Linked DNA regions of Homo sapiens: region 1 is linked to region 2. A link is a contact called in ENCODE Hi-C data. All regions are on one chromosome and are shown on one strand. Each heading gives the region's core, a stretch centred on a gene start or an enhancer-like site at or near the end of the contact. The rest is flanking DNA. Distances are from core to core; before and after follow the strand shown. Region 1 overlaps LOC101927026 (a long non-coding RNA gene). Region 2 holds the start of LINC01177 (long intergenic non-protein coding RNA 1177).

Region 1 (5,755 bases), core at 1,141-3,640, 45 kb after region 2:
TTAGCTCATTTAACCCTCCTAACAGCCCCAGTAGGGAGAAACAATTGCAATTCCCACTTCACAGATAAACGAATGGAGGCATAGAGAGGTTAAGTAACTTTCCCAGTAACAGATCCAGCTGATCGGTGGGAGATCAGGAATTCAAAACTAATGAGACTGGCTCCAGAATGCCTGTCTTAACCACTGCACTCTGCCATCTCTCACCCGAGGAAAGTGAAGAGCTTGATGCTTTTTCCTACAAAAGAGGAAGGAATCAGAGGTGATGTTCAGGAGCCAAGGGCTGTAAGGAGTTTCTTCATTGATAGAGCCAGACCCTGGCAGAGAAATAGAAAATACCAAGGGTATGAGGGTAAGGAGAGGAGAAAGAGGCAAGAGGCTGGAGAAAGGAAAGACTCCCAGGGACGACTCCCAGGGACGACTCCCAGAGGTGGACCCTGATTAGGTTGAAATGCATTTTGAAGGGAATTATTTGCACTACCTGCTGCACTTCATGAGTGGTCAAGATTCAGTGTTAGGTTTTCTTTCTGGTAATAATTGGACCCATCTTTTGGATGCCAGGCAAGCTGGAGGCGTTACTATGATAAAGCCCTTCATGAGTTTGCTCCTAACCTTGATTCCCTGAGCTTTTTCCCATTTTTCTCCCAAAGTTTAGTGTCCTCTACCACATGCTTACTACAGTGGAGAGCTCCAGAAGCTAAACTTTCAATATAGAGGTGGGAACACTCTTATTTTTTATATGAACTCATACTTTCTGTACAAGCCTTTGCAGATCCTTTCAGCATCTGAGCAATCATATAGCTAGAATTATAGCAGATGAAATCTTAGGGACCCCATGGTCCAACCTATTCCTCCTAGATTAGGACTAGAGAGGGCAAGAGCCTTGGCTGAGGTGTCCTGTGCTGCATGCATTAGTCCTATATCGCTGGTATGCTGGCTAGATCTTTGCATGCTGGCAGGTCAGATTTGAAAAATATTTTTTAGCTTGAGGATTTACAAGGGTGAACTCAGCTCAGTGCCAGTCGGAAGGCAAATTTTTGTTTTCTCTTAAACTATTGAGAAGTATGATTATACTTAAGGTCCCTGCTATGGGCTGGGTTTTGTCCCCGCAAAGTTCATATGTTGAAGCCCTAACCCACAGCACTACAGAATGTAACTTTTTGGAGATAGGGTCTTTAAAGAGACGATTAAGTTAATATCATGGCTGTTGGGGTGGGTTCTAATCCAATGTGACTAGCATCCTTATGAGAAGAGGAAATCTGGACATAGAGATACACCAGGGGTGTGTGTGCACGGAGGAAAGATCATGTGAGGATACAGCAAGAAGATGGCCATCCAGAAGCCAAGGAGAGAGACCTCCTAATGAAACCAATGCTGCGGACACCTTCATCTTGGACTTCCAGCCTCCAAAACTGTTGGAAAATAATTTTCAGTTGTTTAAGCCACCCACTCTGAGGTATTTTGTTATGGCGGCCCTAGCAAACTAATATGGTCCTCTTTACTCCTTATAGTAATGATACTAGTAGCTAATATTTATCTTCAAATGCATTTATCACTTAATCTCCATAAATTGTGTGACGTCAATGAAAGAATTAGCTTCATTTTACACATGAAAAAACTGAGACTAATAGAAGTTAGGATAGAGCTGGGCCTGTTGATGTTCCAAAGCCATGCTCTTACTATGGGGGTTGTTAGAGTAATAATGGGGTCACAGTAGTCAGGAATTCTCAGACAGGGGGATGATGCCACTGTGTCACTTCCTGTTTCACAGGAAGTAGGACAGAGCAATGGAGGGAAGCCAGATTTAATGTCAGAAGTCTGGACCATCAATTTTATCCCTTCCCATTGCCTCCTTTTAAATTTTAGTCAATTCAATAAATATTTTCAACTCCTCGTCTGTACCAGGCACCAAGCCACAGAATGGAGTTCTGGCAATGAACACTGCAGACATGGCCGCCTTTAGCCTCATGGAGCTTAGGGTCTGGGAGCATTGTCAGTTTCTGAATCCTCCAAGTGCTAAACTATCTTCTCTCTTCAAATTAGAGAAAAGAAATGAGACAGCAGGCCTGCTTCTTTGAGTGTTTTTTTCTTTTTTGTTTCCGTTTTCTGACAACCATACTTCACGTCTGACAGAGGAAATGATTCTTTTTGTCAGTGATAAATTTATGAGTTTTGACTGTTTGTGAAGTTCCCTAATTAATTCTTTATAGACTTCTATTGGCAACTGAATTTGTGTTTTGAGTTAAAAATGGGAGTTCAGATGAATTACAGTTGAACATTCTGCTCCCTTTGAAGAGCTCATACTCCACATTCTACGCTGTTAATCTCTCTGCTTACTGAGAGGCACCGTTTGTCTTGCAGTGACGCACGGTGGGTGGTTACCATGGCATAGGAAAACATTGCCAGCGCTGGCCCTGTCGTCATGGAACCCCTGGGCCATCTCCTGAGAAACTTGGTAAGGGCTCCCAAGCCGCCCATACCTCCTTGGCACCACAAGTGTAGCTTTTTATTTTGTGTGTGGGCAGCTTGACATCTGCACCTGACCAAGAGATTGATGTGGCTAAACAAATTTAGGAAATGAGCAGCAGTGGATCTCTGTTCAGAGAGGGAGGAGGAGAGAGAAGGAGGGAGGGAAGAAAGGAGAGAGGGAGAGAGCCAGAAAACAGAGCAAGATAAAGGAAGAGAATGCACCTGAAATAGACACAAGGATAAATGGATCAAGGAGAGAGGAGAAACAGATAATCACAACAGCGAATATTTGTTAAATGCATGCTCTTTGCCAGGTATGATGGTCGGGGCTCTGGCCGCATTATTGTATTTCTTCTTCATGATGACCCTGTGCAGTAGAAACTTTGTTATTTTCCTTACTTTCAAAGTGTAAAAACAAGCTCAGAGAGACTAAATAAATTACCCAAGTTCACACAGTTCTTCAAGTATGGAGCCAGTCTGCAAATTCAGGCAGATGAATTTAGAGGATACACTTTAAATGACTATGGTTGGGAGTCAGAGTGGGTAAGAGAATTATAAAGAAAGAGGTTGAGAGAATTGACACGCACATACACAGAGAGAGAAAGGGAGAGAGAGAGAGAGAGAGAGTGATTTACAGAAAGAGACAGTGTGAGACATGGGAGAGTGAGAAAAATACAAAGAATTTAAAGAAGTGTGTAGAAAGAGTCTGAGATAGTTGACATGCACACAGAGAAAAACAGAGAGGCAGAAACAGACAGACGGAGAGAGAAGACTTTTGCAAAAACAACAGAAAAACAACCCTTCCTTTATGTAAGACTAAAATATCTGAGAAAATAACAGCATGGATTCTGTGATTTTCATGGCAAGGCATTTTTGTTTTACTTAGTTTACATTATCATTCACACTGTGGAAACGCTGAAATGGAAGAAATAATTTGCAGTGGGATACAGCCAGTCTTTGGAGACACAGGTCTCTGAATTCAGAGCTCTGACTCCAGAGCATGTGTGTTTTTCCCGGAGTGTGGTGACGGCAGCATGAAAATTTTCAGGGGTGCGTGATAGGTGAAGGAAGGAAGCAGAAATGGAAGGGCTGAGATCATCTGAGTTTCTTTTACCCTCACAGAGGCCAACCTGAGTTGCACATTTTTCTTGGTCCTTCCTAGTGACATTTTTCAAGGTCCTTCCCTTGGTGATGAGCTCAGGGGAGCATTGACTGCCTGGGAGCCAAGGCTGTTAGCTATATTACACATGGCATCCCATTAACTCCTTACAACAGGCTATGTTTGAGGGATATAATCCTTATTATGTACATAAAGGAAAAGGGCACAGAGAGATTAACTATTTCAAGTTCACACAGCTTGCAGGTGGTAAAACTAGAACTAGAATCCTAGCAACCTATATCAAGAGCCCTTGACCCTAGGCTCACATTGAAGGCAAAATGCTCAGAGTACACAGACCCTGGAGGAGCAGCAGTTTTTCTAGGTATCCTTTACGGCGATCCTTATTTGCAAGGAGACTGTGGAGGGCATGTGCATCTATCATATGAGTAGGTCAAACCTCCATGAGTTTTAGTAAGGAAAACAAGTCTAAATTAGCTTGGACACAAACGCTAGGGGACTTCTAATTCCTTACTACGTGCAACCAGGCAAGGATGATGCCATCAAGAGTTTTATCCACCATCATCTTTGGTGCCAAATGCAACAGATTAGGCATTGCCAAACAGTTTCTGGTTCAGTCCTGCTACACTGAATCTGTAATGCTAGGGCTCAGAGAAGGGCAAGAATCCATCCTCTGTGTGTACTTGACATTGATTTGAGCTGTGATCAGTCAAAAGACCCTTATCACACAGATCAACATGGAATTTGGAAAAACAACAACAACAAGAATATTGGTGACAACAACAACAACGAGTGGGTCCCAAGAGCAGAGCACTAAGCTTAATTAACAGATAAGTACCTACTAGGGAGGAGAGGTGAAGTAGAAGTAAAATGCTTGGGCTGTGGAATAGCACAGACCTATATTTTAGCTTAGTGAACTCTTACAGTTATAAGCTATGTAACCTTAAGAAAATGATCGAACTTCTCTGAAATACAATTGCACTGCAAATCTTGTACTTTCACTATTACATGAAACACAGAAGCTAATTGAAACACAGTTCTTACTCTTGAGTAAAACAGGTAATTATCTACTTAACTATAGATCATTGATGAGATAATTATAGGTAACTATAGATACAGGTAATTGATGAGAACTACATCAGAGCTATCCCCAAAGGTTAGAAAAATTGATCAGGGATAGAGACGTCAGGAAGAGGTTCTAGATGGGACAAGACTTGAGCTGTAATCATCATCACTGTCATCATCGTCACTGTTGACAATATTGTTATAGGACCAACAGATGCATATCCTCACTGCAATTTAACAGACCAATACAGTGACACAGCAGGGTTTACAGCAGAGAAAGGCACTGAGTGAGGAAATTGGAGGAGACTCTGAAATCCATCTCCCCAAGGAGTTCTGGGCTAGGGTTTTTAAGGGGATCATGGAGGGCAAGGGGCTGGAAATTTGGGTCATTGGTTGGTTGGGGTAAGGAGTATGAAATCATCAGGACTTGGAAACCGCATTTCTTGATGAGTCAGTTTCTCATGGAGGCCTTCAGACCAGATGATGTCAATAGTTTCACTGATATGTAGGACCTAAAAGAATATCTCAATTGAAAAACTGAATATTTTATAATGTTCAAGTTATTATCTCTAGAGCAGTTAAGGGGAACTATAATCTTATAAGAGGGTGCGCATGATTCTAAAACAATAGACACCAAACAGCTATGAGCGAGCAAGCTGACCTAATGATGAATGCTGCGTGTACTGCAAACTTGGTTTGTTTTTGTTTTTCTCCCTTTCTTCTTTACTGATAGACTTTTATGCAGTATATAGGGACAATTTCAACATTAACTATCATCTTTTGAATATTAGTGGTGAGCCAGGATGCCACTATAGGATCCACGCATTCTACATTTACTTCTCAGAGTCACCCTGAATTATTTATCTCAGGTTACAGAAGAGGAGCCTAAAGCTAGCTTCAAGATGTATCTGGCACATGGCTGGTACTTGCTTAAGGTCACGGAGCTAGGAAAGAGCTGAGATTCAGGCTCATATCCACCTGACTGCAAGTTCAGGTAGACCTCAGAAAAGATACTTATTTATGGCTTTACTCTCTAGCTGAATTTCTAAAATGTTGTTTGTAAGTCTTTTCCCTTTAAAATTGAACTACATTTTATTATGGGCTTCT
Region 2 (6,465 bases), core at 1,984-4,483:
TCCATCCTTCACTGATGTCTCCTTCCTTTGAACTCTCAGAGTATAAATTGCCTGTCTTTTCATTTGGCACTTGCTAAAAAATGTAACCTTCTCTTTTATTTAACTGCATAGAAGAGGCAGCAGAACATAGAGAAGAAAACAATAAGCTCTAGAATTGGGGAGATGTAGGTTTGAATTCTGGTTCCACCTCCTGTTAGCTGGGAGAATCTATTAGTTATTTAGCCTCTGAGCTTGTTTCTTTTTGTTGGGGCTCAGAAACCAATACCCCCAAATACTGCGCTTTGATGTACTGAACTAAAGAAGTAGCCTCACGGTCTCTCTGACTTTCCCTCGTCCCAACTCTCCATCCTCTGTCTCTCCCAAAGCACAGGATAAAGTTGTTCTCTGAAGTTCTCTTATCTACCTAGAAACCAGACCTGCCAAAAACACAACTGTCTTCCCCAAGTTTTCACAGTCTTAACTTATATTGCAGAAGGAAAGATGGAAGTCTGTTAATACACCTGCACAGACTTTCGTCACCAGCCATTGGCTGCGCTGTGGGCCCAAGAGACTTTGTCTGAGGCCGTTGTGTGTTCTCCAACTCCATTCATTTCCCCCTAAACATCATTCACTGTCCCTCAAATTGCCACACTTCCCCCATCTCCTCTTCCCCTATGAAGAGTATATAAACATCTGTGCCCCACCGGGTTATTCGGTAATCATTCTCCTGCAATTTTCCCACACTATGCATGTTAAAATACAATTCTGCATACCTTTTCTTCTCTTAATCTGCCTTTGGTCTGTTGATTTTCAGTGAACAATCAGAGAGTAAAGGGGAAGTTTTCCTCTGCCCCCTACACTTTTCTGTAAAATGGGGGAAAAAGGAGTACTTATTTCATGGAGTTCTTTTGGGGAGGATATATTTAAAGTAGTTAGAGCAGTTCCTGCACATTGTCAGTGCCTACTAGAGCTTAGCCTGCCTTGTTTGTGTTGGCTTGAATTCCTACTTTGATATTTTTCAACAGTACCCTGAGATGCACTACAGAATCTTTCTGAGACTTGATTTCCCCAACTCTAAAAAGTGCGCTTATATTACCTACATCATAGGGCCGTGGTGAGGATTAGCAAGACAGTAACTGGGAAGTGTTTAGCACGGAGCCTAGTGCTTAGTGATTATTTAATACTGCTGTTATTGCTGTTATTGCGAATACTTAGCACTGTGCTGGGGAGGTGTACCTAGGAAACTAGCATGTATTAAAGACCGACTTTTTATTCATATTTTATCTAATCCTCACAGCAACCCAAGAGGGAAATGCTATGATTATGCCCTGTGTGTTTACAGATGATGATCTGAGGCTCAAAGAAATGAGGTAACTAATGGAAATGCAGCACTAGGAAATGATGGAGCCCAGTTTGTCCCGAGGTCTATCTGACTCTAAAGACCTTGGTCCCTGCACCTCAACACAAGGACGGGGCTTTCACAACTGGGTGAGGAAGGAGAGGAGGGAAGCAGGGAGCCCAGAAGAGCTGCAGACGAGTCAAGCAGAGGCAGCTCCTGTAGCTACACCCTCGTGTCAGCAAGGAGGACCTCAACTGCTCTGGGAAACTGCCTGATCTATGATATTTAAAATGCCTTCTTCATTTTGGGAGGCTGAGGCTAGAGGATCACCTGAGTCCAGGAGTTCAAGACCAGCTTGGGCAACATAGGGAGACCCCCCCCATCTCTACAAAAGAAATTAAAAAATTAACCAGGCATGGTGGCACATGCCTGTAGGCCCAGCTATTCAGGAAGCTGAAGAGGGAGGATCGCTTAAGGTGGGTAGGTTGACGCTGCAGTGAGCTATGATTTTGCCACTTCACTCCAGTCTGGGCAACAGAGCGAGACCCTGTCTCTAAAAAAATAATAAAATAGCCTGTAATCGCAGCAATTTGGGAGTCCAAGGTGGGCAGATCGCAAGGTCAGGAGTTCAAGACCAACCTGGCCAATATGGCGAAACTGTCTCTACTAAAAATACCAAAAAATTAGCTGGGCGTGGTGGCACATGCCTGTAATCCCAGGTACTCGGGAGGCTGAGGCAGGAGAATTGCTTGAACCCGGGAGGTGGAGGTTGCAGTGAGCGGAGATCGCACCATGGCACTCCAGGAAAAAAAAAAAAAGCTTTCTTTCTTTTAGAGTCTATAAAGATTTTTTGCAATTTCTTGACCTTTGGTGGGGTCTACAGACTCTTAGGAGCATAGCATGTAGAGGAAGTACCTGGCTTCCAAGGCTCAGCTGGAATCAGGAAGAAGGTGTTCGTTGGTGGGCTGGCCCCTGTGGAGATGTCTTTCTTCAGTGAGCACCTGCCCAATCCCCTTCCTCATTCCCTTCACACACCTGGCTTTGTGGTCACCTTTCCCTGCATGTTGGTCCGGCTTGTCCTGTCTTTCCAACATTTGAATATGAAGAGCAGGGACAAGTGAAGGGTTGAGTTCACGGCTTTGTGTGCTTTCTTTACAGTCTCTCTATAAATGAATCCATTCAGAGAGTTCTGGCAACACTGTGAGCTCTCTTTGAAGTTCCCTTGCTCAAAAGGTCTAATCACTGTCTCACTACGTCTATGCACTATGCACTTGGTTATGTAGGGGAAAAGGGCTTAATGACACACATGGGACCTCTTCTTCATACCAGGTCTTTGGTTAGCATATTTAATCCTCACAGCAACACTATGGAAGGAGGGCTTTATAATCCCCAGTTAACGGTAAGGCAATTGGGTTTTGGAGAAGCAAAGTGACATGTCCTAGGTCACACAGCTGGTAAAGAAAAGATGCATGACTAGAACCTAGGTATATATGATTCCTGACCCTGTGCCCTGGCTACCGTGCCAGCCTGGGAAATTATGGGGCTTTGAGATGAAAATAATTGACCAGACAGCCAAAAGAACATGGGGGTAGATGTCACAGCTGTCATGACCAGTGGCCTCTGGTGAATAGCATTATACAAATGTAGAAATGGTTTGCTCTGAGGCTGAGATGAGTCAAGATCTGGAGAAACAGTCTTGATCTACAGTGGTCAGTTGCCTGTGCTGGGTACTACTGAGGACAGCTGCCCAGGAATGGAGGCACTGAGTGGTGCAAAATCCGAGGATACGGGACACCAGGGGAATCCACCTTTCGGAGCCTGCCCTTTCACAAAGGAGCGGCTGCGTGCTCCCAGCCCACTTACCAGGCTGTGTCATGCTGAAGTATAAGCAGCTCCGGAAATACCCCATTGTGTCTTGTCTCCGCTGGGCCTTGGCACAAGCTGGTCTTCCTTGCTGGAGGACGCCTCTCTGCCTGGCTGATTCTCATTCACCCAAGACGAAGGCTGGAGATATTTAGTATCTCCTTTGATTGGTAACTGGTTCTAGAACCTGTGATTGAGGAACAGGTAGGGGAAGGGGTAGAGATTCACTGCTTTCCTGAGAGTTCTATAAATCCTGAGTAACTTGGGATCTGATGTAGGAGGCAAACATTGTGGAGACTCAGAGTTGGGAGACGAAAGTATGGAAGTAGCTGGGGCAGCTGGGGGCTTAGGTGGCTCCACTGGAGGTGATTGTATATTATCATGTGTTTTAAGAATAAGACAAAGTTTTGAATTGTAGCTTAAAGATACAAATCTCAATCTCTGCTTTTGCTATTGATTTGAATTTAAAAAAGTAGGATGTTGGGTTTTGGTCAGAGGACTGAGTCTGCATAGGGAAACATTTTGAGATAATTCTTCTCTGTGGGCCAGAGGTCCTCCATAAAACTTTTGTAGAGGTTCCCATAGTGCTGTGGGTAAGTAGACTCCGAGGTCAGAAGACTAGGGCTGGAATCCCTGCTTCTCTGCTCATCAGCCATAAGTCCTTGGACCAGATACTTAGCTGTTCTGGACCTCAGTGACCTCTTCTCTAAAATGGGCATATTGATGCCTACCTCGTGGGATCATTACAGGAAAGAATAGAAGGCATGTTAAATGCTTAGCTTAGCGCCTAGCATTCGGTAATGTGATCATTAAATGTCAGCTTTTGTTATTTTTAATACTTTTAAAAGCTCAGGTTTTGGAATCAACACAGATACGTGTTTCAAAAAAGCATTGTCATTTGCCTGACAATGGAAGGGTAAATTAATTAAACACTCTGAGCCTCAGTCTTTCTCCTTGCAAAATAATAGCAGCAACAATGAGGAGGACAACAACCACATAACGCATCAGGATCTTGTAAATTTCAATGAAAGGTAAGGCCTGTGAAGTGATTAGAAAACTGGTAAACATTCAATACATAACTTGTATTATTTTTTCTTATTCTCTTGGTCTTACTGGTGAAGGGCCATTGTCTGCTTCTGTGAAAGTACAGAGAGTCCAGTAAATCTTTAGAAAATATGCAAGCTTGACTGGTCTGTGTTCTCAACACTGTCTGAAGAACCTGGCTGAGTCCTACTCACCCAAGACAAAGGCTGGAGATATTTGGTATCTTCCTTTGATTGGTAACTGGTTCCGGAACCTGTGATTGAGTAATACGTAGAGAAAGGGGGAGTGATTCACTGCTTTCCTGAGAGTCCTATAAATCCTGAGTAACTTGGGATCTGATGTGGGATGCTGAGAGGAGGAGGCAAGCATCGTTGAGACTCAGAGTTGGGAGGTGGAAGTATGGAAACAGCTGGGGCTTTTGGGGGCTTAAATAGCTCTGTCGGAGGGTACTGTGAGACCTGGGCCCTGAGGGGTTATGATGGCAGCAACCAAGACAACGTCTGTAAAATACAGAGCATGATCCATTTGCAGCAGGCACCTCAGCAGGGGTCCAGGGGAGCTGGGAGCGGGATCATGGTTCTGAGTGCACAAAAGGGAAGGCTGATTAGAGGAAGTTCTGCCCATTTTCCTGCTATTTCCCAGACATTCCAGGACCAAGAGTCACTTTTATTTTTATTTATTTATTTATTTATTTATTTATTTATTTATTTATTTATTTTGAAGCAGAATCTCGCTCTGTTACGCAGGCTGGAGTGCAGTGGTGCAATCTCAGCTCACTAAAACCTCTGCCTCCCAAGTTCAAGCGATTCTGCTGCCTCAGCTACCAGAGTAGAGTAGCTGGGATTACAGGTGTGCACCTCCACACCCAGGTAATTTTTGTATTTTTAGTAGAGAAGGGGTTTCATCATTTTGGCCAGGCTGGTCTTGAGCTCCTGACCTCTGGTGATCTGCCCCCCTTGGCCTCCCAAAGTAGTGTGAGATTACAGGCATGAGTCACCATGCTCAGCCAAGAGTCACTTTTAAAGGAAAGAAAAATCCTATTGGAGTAATGGAGAGTCTCATCAGGAAGAACAGAGCTTCAGCATAAATATAGACTGAGTTTCTATGGAGTTCCCTGTCATCTGTTTATGGGTGAGGGCACATGATGGGGTGAGGTTTATTTTATCTTTAAGGGGCGTGGACCCAACAGACCTGCTCTAATGCAATTATTTTTGAAATACCCTTGAGGATTTGATATTTACAGCTCAACGTCTGAAATGAGCCAAGGGTATTGATAAGACTGTGTGTGTATGTGTGTTGTGTATACTAAGTTATTTTCAATTCCTGCTCCCTCGAGCCTCTCCTTTCTTGGCAGGAGCCCTTGGAGGCCACTTGGCAGATGGCAGCTGGCCCATAGCTGCAAAGATCTGTCAGTCATGAGGCACCTCAGGGCTGGTATGTTTCACCAGGGCCCTTCTACCATCTCTGGGTGATTGGGTCCAGGAAGCTCCAGAGAAAAATTTAAAAATAAAAAACAGACTCAGGCACACTGTAGGTTCTTTAACTGAAATGTTTTCAGAAGCTGCTTAGGTGGCTTCTAGCTCAAATGGCAATAACAGTGATAATAATTGTTAGAGGACAGTGATTTTTCCCCTTTTCGTAACAGTGCCACCCCAGAATAGCAGGAAGTTCAAATACCTTGGAACTGAGTTTATTAGAGCCAAATGCATGCATTAAGGTCTGTCCCACATGAGTCTGGGAAGAATGGAAGGAAAGCCAAATTGAAACCTGCTAGGTTCAAGGGAGTAGAGCAGAACATTTCATAAACAAAATAAAATCTCACAGAATGGGATGCTCATAAGAGGGAACTGAAATCTCCAGAGGGCAGTGACTTTATAACAACAATGGTGATGATTTACTTGTTTGTTCACTCAGTACACATTCATTGAATACCTGCTTTGTGCCAGGCTCCGTTCTTGGCACTGGGATTACAAGCGTGTCCTGACCTTCACGTTCTATCAGGAGAGACAGTCTTTGAACATGATTTCACTCATACAGGTAATTACAAGGCAAAATCCATCGGTGCTCTGAGATTGACAAAGGGAAGCAAGTCAGGTAGGAGGTTGAAGGAAATGACAGTGAAGATGAAGTTTGAAAGATGAGTGTGAGCCCTGTGGGTGGGTTGGGGAGATGGGGCTAAAGGAACATTCCAGGCAGAGGAAAGAGCATGTGGAAAGACCTTGCGATGAAAGAATCTGGCT

The links. Hi-C counts contacts between places; a loop is a spot of excess contacts on that map. Pooled maps may share reads with other maps.
Region 1: a loop to region 2 is called in a map of Right ventricle myocardium inferior, with 4 times the contacts of the local background. The contact joins the enhancer-like site here to the promoter of LINC01177 in region 2. A Hi-C loop is called at or near these places in 4 of 168 maps with a recorded cell type or tissue (Caco-2, Right ventricle myocardium inferior and heart left ventricle) and 5 of 50 pooled maps.

Annotation. Positions count from the first base shown.
Region 1 is chr16:9,487,646-9,493,400 of GRCh38, forward strand. The region is part of intron 1 of LOC101927026 (a long non-coding RNA gene); the gene reads left to right. Among named protein-coding and RNA genes, the nearest start is that of LINC01195, 35 kb to the left of the region's middle. Within about 2 kb of position 2,391, at least 5 of the 41 ENCODE cell types and tissues checked have a DNase peak (open chromatin) inside an H3K27ac peak, as active enhancers do.
Region 2 is chr16:9,441,752-9,448,216 of GRCh38, forward strand. LINC01177 (long intergenic non-protein coding RNA 1177) reads right to left here and starts at 3,234. Exons shown (of 4, transcript NR_126397.1): 1 at 3,182-3,234; 2 at 2,234-2,401; 3 at 753-843. LINC01195 (long intergenic non-protein coding RNA 1195) reads right to left here. Exons shown (of 5, transcript NR_126349.1): 3 at 6,158-6,291; 4 at 4,420-4,478; 5 at 4,262-4,317.